Regions from separate parts of the Homo sapiens genome. Here region 2 is linked to region 1. A link is a loop called in an ENCODE intact Hi-C map of the cell type or tissue named here. Cell type or tissue: PC-9. All regions are shown on one strand. Each heading gives the region's core, and the rest is flanking DNA. Links, peaks and the distances in the headings are about the cores only. Region 1 has its middle 67 kb from the start of LRIG2. Region 2 has its middle 65 kb from the start of MAGI3.

Evidence for each region. Peaks named below come from ENCODE experiments on the same cell type or tissue, not always from the same donor. Only the 100,000 strongest peaks of a DNase experiment are listed, where the experiment ranks them.
Region 2: it touches region 1 in a loop (4-fold over the local background); 2 of 110 quality-filtered maps call a loop at or near these places.

The regions. Positions count from the first base shown.
Region 1 is chr1:113,138,748-113,141,626 of GRCh38, forward strand. No RefSeq gene overlaps it. Among named protein-coding and RNA genes, the nearest start is that of LRIG2, 67 kb to the left of the region's middle. RefSeq lists a cis regulatory region at 1,779-2,679 and an enhancer at 2,059-2,228. In PC-9, for the core only: CTCF peaks have their summits at 1,943 (motif pointing right) and 2,161; a DNase peak (open chromatin) is centred at 1,974; H3K27ac peaks cover 356 bases.
Region 2 is chr1:113,323,888-113,326,805 of GRCh38, forward strand. No RefSeq gene overlaps it. Among named protein-coding and RNA genes, the nearest start is that of MAGI3, 65 kb to the right of the region's middle. In PC-9, for the core only: no CTCF peak of the experiment used is centred there; a DNase peak (open chromatin) is centred at 1,344; H3K4me3 peaks cover 641 bases; H3K27ac peaks cover 2,217 bases.

The sequences.
Region 1 (2,879 bases), core at 380-2,879:
AAGTAGGAAACAGTCAAGAGAAACCTTTTTGTTTGATTGAGAAGTTTTGACCCTCCCAGAAAGTATATAGTGTTAACTGACCAACAATGAGCATCATTCCTGAATGAGGGTTGTCCTTGGCCCACTGATTCCACCTATAGTGTAGTTCCAGTGGTTGTGTAGGAATTCATGCAACAATCTATGGCAAACTGAATTACTTCTCAGATAATTTTCTTTAGGACTTAGTATGTTGGCTTCATGCCAAGGGGAATGGCAGTATTGGGAAAACTGCAGATGTTCTGGAAGCAGAGCACTTGAGTTCAAATCTTGACTACTCCTCTTACAGGCAAATTACTAAATTTCTTTTAGCCTCTGTTTCCTTCTCTGCATGACAGCAATGATAGTACTTACTTCACAAGATTACTGTGAGCACCAAGTGGAATCATTTCTGCTGGAGAGAAGGAAACACTTCAGTTTTTAGAAGTCTAACTTATTTGGGTGGATGGGTAAAGGAAATGGCAATTTCATTTCCTCTGGGCCCTTTGGCCGATCAATGGACTGAACTTTATCCTTGGGGAACAGCTGTGGCTTTTTCATAAATTCAAACATCAGTCTAATTTTCCCAAGGTTCCTCCAGGTTTACTCTAAAGGGAGCCCCTTCTTTGAATTGTTGTTGGTCTGAAGAGGGACCAGCAGCTGCTTGCCTGCAAAAATGTATTGCAGCCTCTGTGGGCATTCCCTGGACACTGCACACACTGCTATCCCCAAGCAGTCACAAACTAGGATGCTTTGATAATGAGAGTTTGAATATTTTATGTATCTTGTTTTCCAATTATACTTAAGAATTCAATAAGCTGAGTAGTGGGAAGCTGAATTACTAGACTGGCAAAGGAATGAACAGAAAAACCTAAAAAATTTAAAAAGAGGATTAAGAAAACTGTCCTTGCTCAGTTTGGGAGCCTGGCTTACTTTTCTTAGTACTCTGCTGTTCCTGATACTGTTCAAGCTGGGGCACTGAAGATCTGGAACCATGTAGCTTGGATTTTCTTCAGACCAAAATACCTCGATGCTCATTTTTTTTTCTTTTTTTTTTTTTTTTTTGAGACAGAGTCTCACTCTGATGCCCAGGCTGGAGTGCAGTGGTGCGATCTTGGCTCACTGTAGCTTCTGCCTCCCGGGTTCAAGTGATTCTCGTGCCTCACCCTCCCAAGTAGCTGGGATTACAGGCACCTGTCACCACATCCGGCTCATTTTTGTATTTTTAGTAGACAGACGGAGTTTTGCCATGTTGGCCAGGCTAGTTTTGAGCTCCTGACCTCAGGTGATCTGCCCGCTTTGGCCTACCAAAGTGCTGGGATTACAGGCGTTGAGCCACCATGCCCGGCCTTGATGCTCATTTTGAACTATCAACTTACCTTCGATGCCTTTGTAGACTCATCCAACTACTTCCCAATAAATGGTCCAGGATTAATGGGTATTCATGTTCAGTGTAGGGCATCTAATTCCAGAAATGTAAGCCAAATTAGCAAACTCTCCTAAAAAGGACATCCTATCTTCTGCTGAGCTGTCTTCCCAAGCTAGCCAACGTGTCTGAATTTGGGCATGAAAGAAGAGGAGCAGATGGGCTGGGGTCTGACATGCAGGGCAAACTGGAGGGTTTTCTTGGCATATTTGTTCTTCAAATCTAGACTTTAGAATATGTGAGAAACAGTGACATTCTCACATTGGTCCCAAGCCATGGAGGAAATCCTGCCCCATTGAGAAGTGGAGACATTTCAGCCCTTGCATATCTCATCAGCAAACCACAGGGTTGGTGAAGGGACTGATGGAGTCCTTTTAAAGGTCTTGTGCCATTTTCTTGCCTTTTTATCTTTTTGTTCAAAGATAACTCTTGTTTTGTTTTCTATCTTGAGGCAAAATTGAAAACTTGGCCTACACATTGGTTTGGGCTAGAACTGGCCTCTAGGTGGCGATTCAGTACAGAGAATGGTGGTGGCTGGCGTCACCTCGAGCCACCATTTCTCAGAGATACCATTATATAAGGGGATTCATGAGAAATCGGGCATCACAATAGAGGGACAGCTTGGCCTTTGTCACTTTTCAAGCTGGGATCCTGAAGAGGTTGGGGTGCATGGGGAGCAGCGAAAGCACCTAGTCTCAAGCAACATAACACGAGTTTAAGGCCCCCACTAGGACGGAGTCCAGAGTAGTCTGGCAACGGTTGCAAGGTTTGGACTTGGCCTGCTAGGAGAGTGAGCCCTGAGCTTCAGGCTTGGTTCCCTCACTCCTGTGAGGCCTCACTCAGGCTCACAGCCCCTGATGGAGCACTCAGCTTGGCGGCTGCCTGCCCGAGGTCTCCAGAAAAGGCAGCCAGCTCCTAGTTGAAGTCCTCCCACTTTACTTCCCCTTCCTTCCCCCTGCCACTCCCTCTCTTCTCCTTCACCCCTCCTTCCCTTCTGCCTCCCGTTCCCTCTGCTTCCTCCTTCTTCCCCCTCTTCCCCACCTCCTCACACACCCCATTCTCACCTTCTGCTATTTACAAAGCCCTTTCCCCTGTATGATCTCATTTGCTGCTCACAGACTCCTAGGGAAGAGGGACAGGTTGAGCCCTCCCTCACTCCCTGGCACACTTTGAGGACACAGTGCGGAAGTGCTTATAAAGATCCCGTTATCTGACTGTCACCACCAGCAAATAGTGAGTACCTTAGGGCAACTATTGAATTCAAATTAGTGCATGTTGCTTGGCATGGAGGAGGTCTCAAAATTATTTACTGAATGAATAAATATTTATAGTTGCAAAGAACTGAATCAAGGGACAGTAGGTGGTAGAGTCCATTCTAGAAGTTAGGCTTCATACTTGTAGGACCTACGACATTGCTGCACTAGGTACTAAATATGTC
Region 2 (2,918 bases), core at 223-2,722, 180 kb after region 1:
TAGAGCAGGGCCTGGCACAAAGTAGGAGCTCAATAAACATTTATGAATGAGTGTGCGCTGAGATGACCTTTTTTTTTTTTTTTATTGAGAGGGAGCCTTGCTCTGTCACCCAGGCTAAAGTGCAGTGGTGTCATCTTGGCTCACTGCAGCCTCCGCCTCCCGGATTCCAGTGATTCACCTGCCTCAGCCTTCCAGGTAGCTGGGATTACATGCACGTGCCACCACACCCTGCTAATTTTTGTATTTTTAGTAGAGATGGGGTTTCACCATGTTGGCCAGGATGGTCTTGAACTCCTGACCTCAGGTGATCTGCCTGCATCGGCCTCCCAAAGTGCTGGGATTACAGGCATGAGGCACCGTGCCTGGCTGGAGATGACATTTTTTCATCTATCAGATTGATAAAAAAGGCTTATCTGTGAGAGTGTGAAGGAATAAACATTTACACATTGTTGGTGAGATCATAAATTGCTGTAAACATTTTAAAATGTAAGATTGAAAATAATTTCATATCCAGGAATTATGCTGCACAAGTACACTGAGATCTTAATTCAAAGATGTTCATTGCAGGATTCTTTGCAATAGCAAAATATTGAAAATAAACAAAATATCAATCCATAGGGAACTGGATAAATAAATTTTTATATATTCATAGAGTAGAACTATATGCATTGACATGGAAAGGTTTCCAGACCTAGAACCCTCGGATATAAATAGTACCTAGTACTATTTTAGAAACTTTAATAAACAATTTTTTCAGAAAGGTATTCACAAGTAAGTTTTTTGCAGTGGTTGCTTTGGGGAAGCGGGTAGGTTTGGGGTTGTGGAAGGGGGGAGATTTTTGCTTTCTCATTTTATGCCTTTCTATACTATTTTACTTTCTCCCGTATGTGTGTATTATTCATATTTGTAAAAACAAAGAAAATGAAATGAGTTGACTTTTATCCCCCTACTCTGTCGTCCAGACTGGAGTGCAGGGGTGTGATCACAGCTCACTACAGCCTCAACCTCCCAGTCGAGGGGATATTTCCACCTCAGCCTCCCAGTGCTGCTAATTTTGTCTTCTAAATATTTATTGACCTCACCCCTCCTCTCTATCCTCACTTTTTGCCCTGTTTAAGGCCAGCTGGGACTACAGGCCTATGCCACCATGCCCAGCTAATTTTTAAAATTATCTGTAGGGACAAAATTATTTGTAGAGACAAAATTATTTGTAGAGACAAAGTGTCGTTGCCCAGGCTGGTCTCAAACTCCTGGGCTGCAGCAATCCTCCTGTCCGGCTCTCCCAAAGTGCCGGGATTACAGGTGTGAGTCACACATGCTTGGCCATGAGTTGGCATTTTTACTAATCAAGTTAGCAAAGTGTTTTGGTTTTGTTTAGTTGTTTTTAATGATGATTTTCTGCAGGAAGAGATATTGTGAAATGGATAACCTTACAATACCAGTGGCATTATAAATTGTTGCAATCCTTTTTGAAAGAGGTTTGATAACATGTAACAAAAGGTTTTAAACATTTGTATATTTTGATACTGTAAACATTTTTAAGAAATCTATCTTAAGGAAATCTGTCCCATACATGGAAAGCACTTTATATATAAAGATATCAATGAAATTATTATTTTAAATATCCCAACATTAGAAACAAATATCCCATAAAATATGAATTAAAGCACATCCATAGACAGTCAATATTATCTATTTAAAATAATATTTACAAAGATTTTGTTACAAAATAAATACGTTTGAGGTGTAATGTTAAGAGAAAAAAATATCACACACTGTTAGACTTAGTGGACAGAATGATCACAACCATGTTAAAGGATCTTCTTAGAAAAATACTGACAGGAATGTTAATTAGTGGGTAGCAGAACTTTTTCTTATCCTAGCTTTCGATAATTTCCAAGTTTTCTAAAATAAGCATTTATTATTTTATATTGGAAAAATAACTATTCTGTAAAGAGGAAATGAGACATGCTTGGTATGATTTGTTCATAGTCAATGTGTTCTGAGGCTAAATTAATCCACCATTTTAATTTCTAAATGAAATGTTCATTTACTGTTTCCAAAAATTGGCTACAGCATTTTGCCAAGGACCAATCATCAAACTTGCCAATTTTTATTATCCAAAGACACTCATTACTCATCACCAAGTGCTGCTAATTTTGTCTTCTAAATATTTATTGACCTCACCCCTCCTCTCTATCCTCACTTTTTGCACTGGTTAAGGCCTTTATCCTGACCGCACCTCCAGCTTCATTCTGGTTTCCCTCCATTTCACCCTCCACTCTGCCATGAGAGCAGTCTTTTTACAACACTGTTATACCACATTATTCATTTACCAAAACCTTCCCATAGCTCTTATGGCCCCAGGGCCACAGGGTTCTTGGTGAACCTACCAGACTCTCCTGACCCAAGCCCTGTCTGCATCTCCCCATCTCTCTTCAGCTGAGAATACAGAGGTGCTCATGGTTCTCTGAGCTCACCCTGCCACTTTACAACTCCTTGGCTTTGTTCATACCATTGCTTCAATCTAGAACCTTCTTCATTTGCTAACTCTCTGCCTTCCCCATGCCTCAGGCCCAACATCTGCTCCTCCAGGAAGACTTCTCTGACCCACCAGGCTGGGTCACAAAAGTGAACAAACCAATACTGCTTGTTAGGTTTTCAGAGCATTTGCATATAGAATAACACATCTAGCCCTCGTAATAACCCCGTGAAAATGGCAAGAAACACATTATCCACATTTTACAGATAAGAAAGGTAAGATTCAGACAACATACTTGGTTGAAATCATGTGGCTCATAGGGCAGAGCCAGGACTGGTACCCCGGTAAACCTTGACCTTAAATACAACGTTTGGTTTTTGTTTTGTTTTATTTCCTTTCGTGCTTGCTTTCTGAGCTGCTAAGATTAGAGAGGCAA